Regions from separate parts of the Homo sapiens genome. Here region 2 is linked to region 1. Evidence: chromatin contacts called from ENCODE Hi-C or POLR2A ChIA-PET data. All regions are on one chromosome and are shown on one strand. Each heading gives the region's core, a stretch centred on a gene start or an enhancer-like site at or near the end of the contact. The rest is flanking DNA. Distances are from core to core; before and after follow the strand shown. Region 1 holds the start of COX14 (cytochrome c oxidase assembly factor COX14). Region 2 holds the start of NEMP1 (nuclear envelope integral membrane protein 1).

Region 1 (4,463 bases), core at 1,237-3,736:
CTCTCCAGATGTGGGGCTTTCTCCATATCCTCTGGGAGGGGTGGAATCAAGCCCCAGTGCTGCCTGCTTGGTGGCGGGGGTGATGTATGTGGAGAAGGGTTGGGGGAGAGGCCGGTAGGGCAGGGGCTGCTAGTGGCTGTCTCACATACACCAGTAATCCTGTTAAAGGGCTGAAGAAGTATCTTAGCCACAGGAGCGATGAGGCAAGGATTGTCAGGGAGGGGTCTGGGCTTCTGAGCTGATGCAGGCCCCAAGGACCCCTTTGCTGACCTCTGCCAGGACCCACACAGCTTCGATGGATCTCAGTGTTTGTTAACAAAATACAAAGATCTCAAACAAACCCCTTTTAGCTTCTCCTAGCAACATCTGTGTCCTCAGAAACCTCTGGTTCTCCCCCTTCCCCCTCCCCCAGGCTGCCCTGGCACCCAAATTGCTGCCATGCTGGCATCTGTAGCTCGGTGGCTTGACATTCTCCCCAGGGACTTCCCGGTTCCTAGTTCTTTGCCAGCTCCTCCCCACTCTGTGCGACCTTTCCAAGCCTTCCCTCACCCTCCCCGCCAGCACCCTCTTTGGGGAGCAGGAACTTAATCTGCTGACAGAGCTACACCTTTCATAACAGGCTCAGATCACTCAGCTCCCTGTGACCTTTGTATTCACCCAGGCTTCCTTCTCAGTAGCTCTAGCTGGGGGAGGTGTCAGCTGGGCCCCTCCTGTGCTATCTCCCCAGAGGACATCCCTGACTCCACCCCTTTCTTCCTCCCAAACTCTGCACCTCTTCCTCAGCTGCTCCAGACCGGCCAGGGTAACCAGCTAACCATGCCTGGCATCTGGAAGCCAGCAGGCCAGAGGGTGGCCCAAAGGCTGATGAACGGTAGGGAAGGGTGAGCAGATTCCTATGTTGGTGGGCACCAATATTCCAAGGGCAGCTCTCTTTGCTGAATGAGGGCCTTCTCGTGAGGTACTGACAACACCAGCAACTCGAGAGCTGGGAAACTCAAGGAGGAGGAAGAAAATCAAAACCACCCTACTCCCTGGGGTGAGGAAAGAACAGGAGGGGAGGAGGAGGAGTGTGCTCTGCACTTGCCTTGCTCCAGGATGGGGTGGCAGCAGAGGAATGTCACAGGTCAGCAGCCTAGGCCTCCAGCTATAAATAGTCCGGAGGGCCCGAGAGGCTCCCGCCCGTCCAGCAGGGCTGTCAGCTTCCTGTGTGGCAGCACCTGGCACACTGGCTCTGGCCAGCATTATGCTAAAACCCTGTTACTCTCCAATGAACCAGGGAGGCGGGCTCCTCTCTGCGCCTATCCCTTGAGAATTCTGTCTTACCAGTGAAGGGTGGGGCTGCCCAGATCAGGCAGCAGGAGTGAGGGGCACAGTCACCCCAGGCCTTGCTGAGCCCAGGTCTGGGTACTGAGTGTCCAGAGCTGCCTCCCCAGGAGGTTAAGGTGGGGGCAAAGGGGAAGCTTCAAGCACTTTGCCTACTTTTGTTCACTCCCCAGTGCACTGTGACTCAGGCCTTCCCATCAGGCCTATTTGTCTACCCAATAAAGCGTGTTTTTTCCAGAAACAAGAAGAGTTGGGAGAGGGAGCTTCAGTGCATGTGGCAGTGCGTGTGCTGGCGCGTATCATTGCACGTATGTTTTCCCTCTTACCGTAGGAAAAATGAAAAAAGAAATCCCTCCTCCATAATCGCAGCTACTCCAGGGGTCAGCGGCGGTGCCCACTCAGTCCCCATCCCTCTCTCTCCCCTCCCGCCAGCGCCCCCTCCCGCCCTCGCCGCAAGCTGGCCCCGGCCTTGCCGGCCCTTCTTAGGGGCTTTATCATGCCTCCTGCAAGAATAGAGATCACACACGGGACGGAAACGTTAGACTCTCATCCCTTGTGCCCATTCCTTGGTCACGGGCCAAGCTGCCGCATCCTTAGCGGTCCAGGCATCGCGGTGCCCCTCGGGCCCCTACCTGGACTAGGCCCACAGCCGGGCTCTAGGGGGCGCGCGATCCACCTCCAGAAGGCCGGCTGCGAAAATCTACCCAGCTACTGGCGACGTCACCGCACCGTAGGCTGAGGATTGGCTGACTCTGATTTAGCATCCTAAAACTTCCGGTTCCAGAGCTTGGCTCGCCAAAGACCCTCCCTCGAGGGAGAGAAACCACAGCCCCCAGAATTCAGCGGGCCTCTCCGAGAGCACGGCGCGTCTGAGGATGCGTAGTAAGGATAACGGGCCCGGAAGCCGGAAGTTCAAAGCCGGCCTCCAGCCAGAGTGACGGCCTGCGCGGACTCCCGCCTTAGTGGGCGGAGTTGTGCCGCGTCTGATGCGCAGTTCCCTTTATAGCGCGGCAAGCCGAATCCTAGAGGCTAACCCGGCAGGTGGGAGGGAGAAAGTTGCTTTCTGCACCAATAGCTGAGGCGTTCAGGGTTGTCCAGGGACGCTACCCTCACGTGTCTGGTTCCGAGTGCTGCGTTCGGCTGTGCTGGGAAGTTGCGTAGACAGTGGCCTCGAGACCCTGCCTGCCTGAGGAGGCCTCGGTTGGATGCGAAGGAGCTGCAGCATCCAGGTACGCTGCCGGCTAGGGCCGAGCAGGGGCTGCCAGTCCCACTGCCTGCGCGCCCACCTGGGCCAGTCTCCGCTTGCCGCGTCCTCCCATCCCCTAGTCTGCAGGCCTGGTGCCCTTGAATTCACCCGCTTCTGTTGCGTTGCGGACCGCGAGCTGCACTGCTTCCTGCCCAAGCCCAAGCTCCTCGCAGCAGTAGGTCAGTCTTGCTAGAGCTCAGCGCTAATCCTGTCAAACCTCGACTCCTGCCTGGCGTCTCGACCCTCCACGCTCCAACTCTGCCTCTTCCTTGCTCTATAGACCTCTGCGTCCTGATAAGTGGCTCTCCGGGGCACCCTTCGTGCATATCGGCTATCCAGCTCCACCTCTTGACCGCTTTCACTTCCTGGAATGCTCTCACTGCTCCTCTTCTCCAGGCCATCCTTCTAAAAAGACAGTTCCACTCCCACCCCGATTCCCACCCCTACACCTTTCTGCTAAGTTTTCTCAAGCCCCCACCCTGTCTTTGAGCTGTTGTCTCTGAACTCTCACAGTGCCTCTCCATGAGACCATAAGCTCCTGTATGACAGAAGCCATGTTCTTTTTAGCGGCCTCCGTAGCATGATGTACGTTATGTTATGTTATGTTATGTTATGTTATGTTATGTTATTTTGAGACAGGGTCTTGCTTTGTCGCTCAGGCTGCAGGTGTGCGCCACCACGCCCGGGTAATTTTTAAAAAAAGGTTTTTTTTTTGTTGTTGTTGTTGTTGTTTTTAAATAGAGAAAAGGTCTCCCTATGTTGCCCAACCTGGTCTCCAACTCCTGAGCTCAAGCCATCCTCCCGCCTCGGCCTCCCAAAGTGTTGGGATTACCGGCGTGAGCCACCGTACCCGGCCGATGTACTACTCTCTAAGTGCCAAACAAAAAGTAGATAAAAGATGATGGATACCTTAAAAGCCCTGAGTTGACCACTATGCAGTGTATGCATGTAACAAAATCGCACTTCTACCCATACGTTTACGCAATTTTTTTTTTTTTTTTTTGAGACGGAGTCTTGCTCTGTCGCCCAGGCTGGGGTCCCGTGGCGGGATCTCGGCTCACTACAAGCTCCGCCTTCCGGGTTCATGCCATTCTCCTGCCTCAGCCTCCAGAGTAGCTGGGACTACAGGTGCCCGCCACCACGCCCGGCTAATTTTTTGTGTTTTTAGTAGAGATGGGGTTTCACTGTGTTAGCCAGGATGGTCTCGATATCCTGACCTCGTGATCCACCCGCCTCGGCCTCCCAAAGTGCTGGGATTACAGGCGTGAGCCACTGTACCCGGCCGTTATTTTATTTATTTATTTATTTGTTTGTTATTTTATTTATTTTTTTGAGACGGAGTCTCGCCCTGTCGCCCAGGCTGGAGTACAGTGGCGCGATCTCGGCTCACTGCAACCTCCGCCTCCCGGGTTCAAATGATTCTCCTGTCTCAGCCTCCTGAGTAGCTGGGATTACAGGCATGTGCCACCATGCCTGGCTAATTTTTGTATTTTTAGTCAAGACAGGGTTTTATCATATTGGCCAAGATGGTCTCGAACTCCTGACCTCAGGTTATCAGCCCACTTCTGCCTCCCAAAGTACTGAGATTACAGGTGGCTCACGCCCAGCCTTTTTTTTTTCTTTATTATCATTATTATTATTATTTTTAGAGACACAGTCTTGCTCTGCAAGTGCAGGGCCGTGATCACAGCTCACTGCAGCCCCAAACTCGTTGGCTCAGGCAAGCCTCCCACCCAAACCTCCCTAGTAGCTGGGACTGCAGGTGCATGTCACCACACCCAGCTATGGTTCTCAATTTTTATTCTAGCCTAACACACTGGAAAGATACAGTACACCTCCATCAGTGGCAGTGACTTGATTCAGCAGTGGTTTTCAACCAGGAAGGGGGATGTAG
Region 2 (4,463 bases), core at 828-3,327, 7.0 Mb after region 1:
GAAGTGCTTGAACTCTGGAGGCTGAGGTTGCAGTGAGCCTAGATAGTGCCATTGCACTCCAGCCTAGGCAACGAGGGCGAAACTCTGTCTCAAAAAAAAAAAAATTAGCCGAGTGTGGTGGCACATGCCTGTAGTCCCAGCTACTTGGGAGGCTGAGATGGGAGAATGGCTTGAAACAGGAACCGAGATTGCACCACTGCACTCCAGCCTGGGCCAGACAGCAAGACTACATTCTGCGGGGCGGGGCGGGCGGGGGGTGGAGAAAAAAAATTAAATGAACATCTGCACATACATTGGAATGTAATACAAGTAAGACAACATTTACAAAGAATTTTAAGGCCGGGTGTGGAGGCTCATGCCTGTAATCCCAGCACTTTGGGAGGCCGAGGCGGGCGGATCACGAGGTCAGGAGATCAAGACCATCCTGGCTAACACGGTGAAACCCCCTCTCTACTAAAAATACAAAAAATTAGCCGGGCGTGGTGGTGGGCGCCTGTAGTCCCAGCTACTCGGGAGGCTGAGGCAGGAGAATGGCGTGAACCTGGGAGGCGGAGCTTGCAGTGAGCCGAGATCTGGCCACTGCACTCCAGCCTGCGCGAAAGAGGGAGACTCTGTTTAAAAAAAAAAAAAAAAAATTAGCCGGGCGTGGTGGCGGGCAAGTGTAATCCCAGCTACTCAGGAGGCTGAGGCAGGAGAATCATTTAAACCCAGGAGGCGGAGGTTGCAGTGAGCTGAGATTGCACCACTGCACTCCAGCCTGGGCAACAAGAGCAAAACTCCATCTCAAACAAACAAACAAACAAAAAAACAAAAAAAGAATTTTAAATTACTTGGGAAAATTATTGTACTACAAAATCAAACGAGAAAACTATCTCTGGTAACGACTGGCAGCCTCCAGGGAAGAGAACTAGAGTACTAACTGGATACAAATTATCAATTCATAAAAAATTAAAAATATGTGGAAAAAGATCAGAAGAAAGTGTGCTAAAATAGATTGCTTCTGAATGGATTAACAGTGTGGTTTCTGCCTGCTTCTTTATACTTAATTGTACCTTGCCAAATCATCTAAAATAAACATGCATTATTTGGCCGGTCACGGTGGCTCACACCTGTAATCCCAGCACTTTGGGAGGGCCAAGGCGGATGGATCACGAGGTCAGGAGTTCGAGACCACCCTGGCCAACATAGTGAAACCCCATTTCTACTAAAAATACAAAAATTAGCCGGGCGCGGTGGCGGGTGCCTGTAATCCCAGCTACTCCGGAGGCTGAAGCAGGAGAATTGCTTGAACCCAGGAGGCGGAGGTTGCAGTGAGCGAGATCGCACCACTGCACTCCAGCCTGAGTGACAGAGCTAGACTCCATCTCGCGGGCCGGGGGCGGTAAGGAATCAAGGTTTTACAAGAGCAGAAGATAGTAGAGATCACTGCATTTCTGTCAACTACATCCGTTCTGCCACCCGTGCCCTGCGTCCTGACAGAGCATACGCTCAGATGGTGTTTGCTGATTTGCCGAATGAATGAGATGGTCCCTTTCCCGCGGCTGCTCTGCCTGCCCAGAATGGTCCCCAGGTTTTCTCGCTTTTAACCAAGAAACTCAAGGCTTCTGCAACGAGACACAGCCCCCAGGACTGCTTCTCAACCAGTCTAGGCCTCCCTTCCTGTCTCCGCCAAAAGGCTTCAGGCTCCTCCCCACTCTGGAAGCTGCCCCAGCCCGCTTCAGGGCCCAGACCCTCAGTCCCGACGCCCACTAGCCTGCCAAGTTTCTTCCACCACACTACGCCGGCGGCCCTCGGTAGAGCCACCGCCCTTCTGCAGAGTAACGGCCCGCGCCCTCGGGACAATCCCTTTTCCAAAAATAACCCCCTCGGCACCTGCCCCCTTGGCAGCTGCTGCCCGGGCGGTACCTGTGCCGTAGACCAAGCAGCCGGAGAGGATCAAGAGTAGCCGCACTGTCCCACCGCCCCCGACTCCCGAGCCCCAGGGCCCGGGACCAACTGCCGGCGAGACCGCCACTTTCATTCCTCCCGCCATGGTTGCCTCAAGCCACCTCCTCCTCACGTGCCTTACCCCAGCAACTAACTCCGAACGGGCAACGACAGCAGCCTATCCTCTACGAAACCCGCCCCTATCAACCAATGGGATGGGCAGGGCTTCGAGCACCCAGCCCTCCAAGGGCCCTATGAGTCCCGCCCCTTAGCAACTGAAGAGAGAGGGCGGGAAAAGCAGCTTTCAGCCTATTGGAAAATGGGTTCTCACCCTAGCAGTGGCGACAGGAAGATCCCACCCCGCTAACAACATGCTTCCGTCTTCAGTTTATTTACAACTGGTGTGATTGATGGTAAGTTTAACCAATAGAAAATCGGAATGGGAGAGGCCTCCTTGACCAAACTCGGTATTTCCATAGAAGCTGTCTGAAGTTCCTTCCGTTTTCTTTCGGTTACTTTTTATCACGACCTTTCTGTTATGAGACGCCTACAATTGAGATCGCTTTATGAGTAGGACCCTGATAGGACGATTTTTAAAGTCGACTGACAAAAGTGTGGTTCTCCAAAGTCCTAAAGGATTTAAAATAGAAGTCACAAAAAAGTGTGTGTCAATATTTTATAAGCATAAACATTAGCTTTTAAAAATGTATTCATAGGATTTTTATTTTTGGAAGTAAAATTAATGTTAGGATTAAGAAAGATTCATTTATTCCTCTTATCATCTTGTGAGACAAATATAATTCTCTCCATTTAAGAAGCCAAAGCCAAGACAGCCACAGGAACCTGCCCAAGATTTCATAGTTCATCTGGTCTGTGATCCCAACCTAAATCCTACTGACTCCAAAGCCGGAGTTATTTATATGGATTAGCTGCTTCCCATTCAATGATTTAACACAGGGCCCAGCAGAGATCCAGGTGTTCAGAAACTGTTAGTAGAAATTGAAACTTTTTTTTTAAGAGGATCTGATGGTGATGGGTAGGAAAACTACAGATGATAGAGCCAAATGAATTGAGGAATTCAAGGAAGGGGGCATCTCCTGGGGAAGGTTCAAGCTTTCAAAACAAGAATTTTTTTTTTTAATGTTTTTAGAGACAGGGTCATTCTCTGACACCCAAGCTGGAGTGCAACAGCACCATCACAGCTCAGTGTAACCTTGAATTCCTGGACTTAAACCATCTTCCCACCTCAGCTTCCTAGATAGGTTGGGCTACAGGGATGCACCACCATGCCCAGCTATTTGTTTGTTTCATTGTTGTTGTTGTTGTTGTTGTTGTTATTGAGACAAGGTCTCCTTCTGTAACCCTTCTGGAATGCAGTGGTGTAACCACAGCTCACTGCAGCCTCGAACTCCCAGGATCAAATGATCCTCCCACTTCAATCTCCCAAGTAGCTGGGACTACAGGCATGAGCCACTATGTCTGGCTTAATTTTTTTTAATTACTTTTTGTAGAGACAATATCTTGCTATGTTGCCCAGGCTGACCTCAAACTCCTGGCCTCAAGTGATTATCCCACCTTGGCCTCCCAAATTACTGAAATTACAGGAGTAAGCTACTGCACCTGGTCTAAAACAAGGACCTTTTTAAAAGTCAAAATGGGCCGGGCATGGTGGCTCAGGTCTGTAATCCTAACACTTTGGGAGTCCGAGGCGGGTGGATCAACTGAGGTCAGGAGTTCGAGACCAGCCTGGCCAACATGGCAAAACCCCGTCTCTACTAAAAATACAAAAATTAGCCAGGCATGGTGGTAGGTGGCTGTAAGCCCAGCTACTCAGGAGGCTGAGGCAGGAGAATCCCTTGAACCCAGGAGGCGGAGGCTGCAGTGAGCCAAGATCGCCCCATTGCACTCCAGACTGGGTGACAGAGCAAGACTCTGTCTCAAAAGAGAAAAAAAAAAAAAGTCAAAATGGGCTGGGCATGGTGGCTCATGCCTGTAATCCCAGCACTTTTGGGAGGTTGAGGTGGGAGGATCACTTGAGGCCAGAAGTTCGAGACCAGCCTGGCCAACACAGCAAAACCCTATCTCTAATAAAAATACAAAAATTAGCCCAGCATGGTGGCAGGTTCCTGTAATCCCAGCTACTTAGGAGTCTGAGACAGAAGAATTGCTTGAGCCCAGGAGGCAGAGGTTGCAGTGAGCCGAGATCATGCCACTTCACTCCAGCCTGGGTGACAGAGCGAGCCTCTCTTGTCTCAAAAAAAAAAAAAAAAAGTCAAAATGGGGCTGAGCTATGGGCAAGAGAAGAGATTTCATTCTCAGAAGGAAAAGTCTAGGCCAACAGTGCTGATATGGTCATCCTGTATTTCACACACACACTCCCTCAGCTGACCTAGGGAAGTCAGCATCAATCATGTTGATACTATGTACCCTTGATAACATGAGATGAAAATGGCATTTTAACTCTGTGGTTTTCCTTCCCAAAACCCATAACACCACTCTAATCTTGAGAAAAACATTAGACAAATTCCAATAGAGGC

What was found. A loop is a pair of places that touch in the nucleus more often than their neighbours do. ChIA-PET counts read pairs that join two places held with the same protein, here RNA polymerase II (POLR2A). Pooled maps may share reads with other maps.
Region 2: a loop to region 1 is called in a pooled map, with 10 times the contacts of the local background. The contact joins the promoter of NEMP1 here to the promoter of COX14 in region 1. A Hi-C loop is called at or near these places in 6 of 50 pooled maps. POLR2A ChIA-PET finds 5 or more read pairs at or near these places in 2 of 52 experiments (OCI-LY7 and activated CD4-positive, alpha-beta T cell).

The regions. Positions count from the first base shown.
Region 1 is chr12:50,109,750-50,114,212 of GRCh38, forward strand. COX14 (cytochrome c oxidase assembly factor COX14) reads left to right here and starts at 2,487. Exons shown (of 2, transcript NM_032901.4): 1 at 2,487-2,552. It overlaps GPD1 (glycerol-3-phosphate dehydrogenase 1), which reads left to right. Exons shown (of 8, transcript NM_005276.4): 8 at 1-1,564. RefSeq lists enhancers at 1,927-1,976, 2,037-2,296, 2,517-2,756, 2,767-2,816.
Region 2 is chr12:57,076,714-57,081,176 of GRCh38, forward strand. NEMP1 (nuclear envelope integral membrane protein 1) reads right to left here and starts at 2,078. Exons shown (of 9, transcript NM_001130963.2): 1 at 1,906-2,078. The coding sequence starts at 2,032. RefSeq lists enhancers at 1,633-1,882, 2,003-2,052.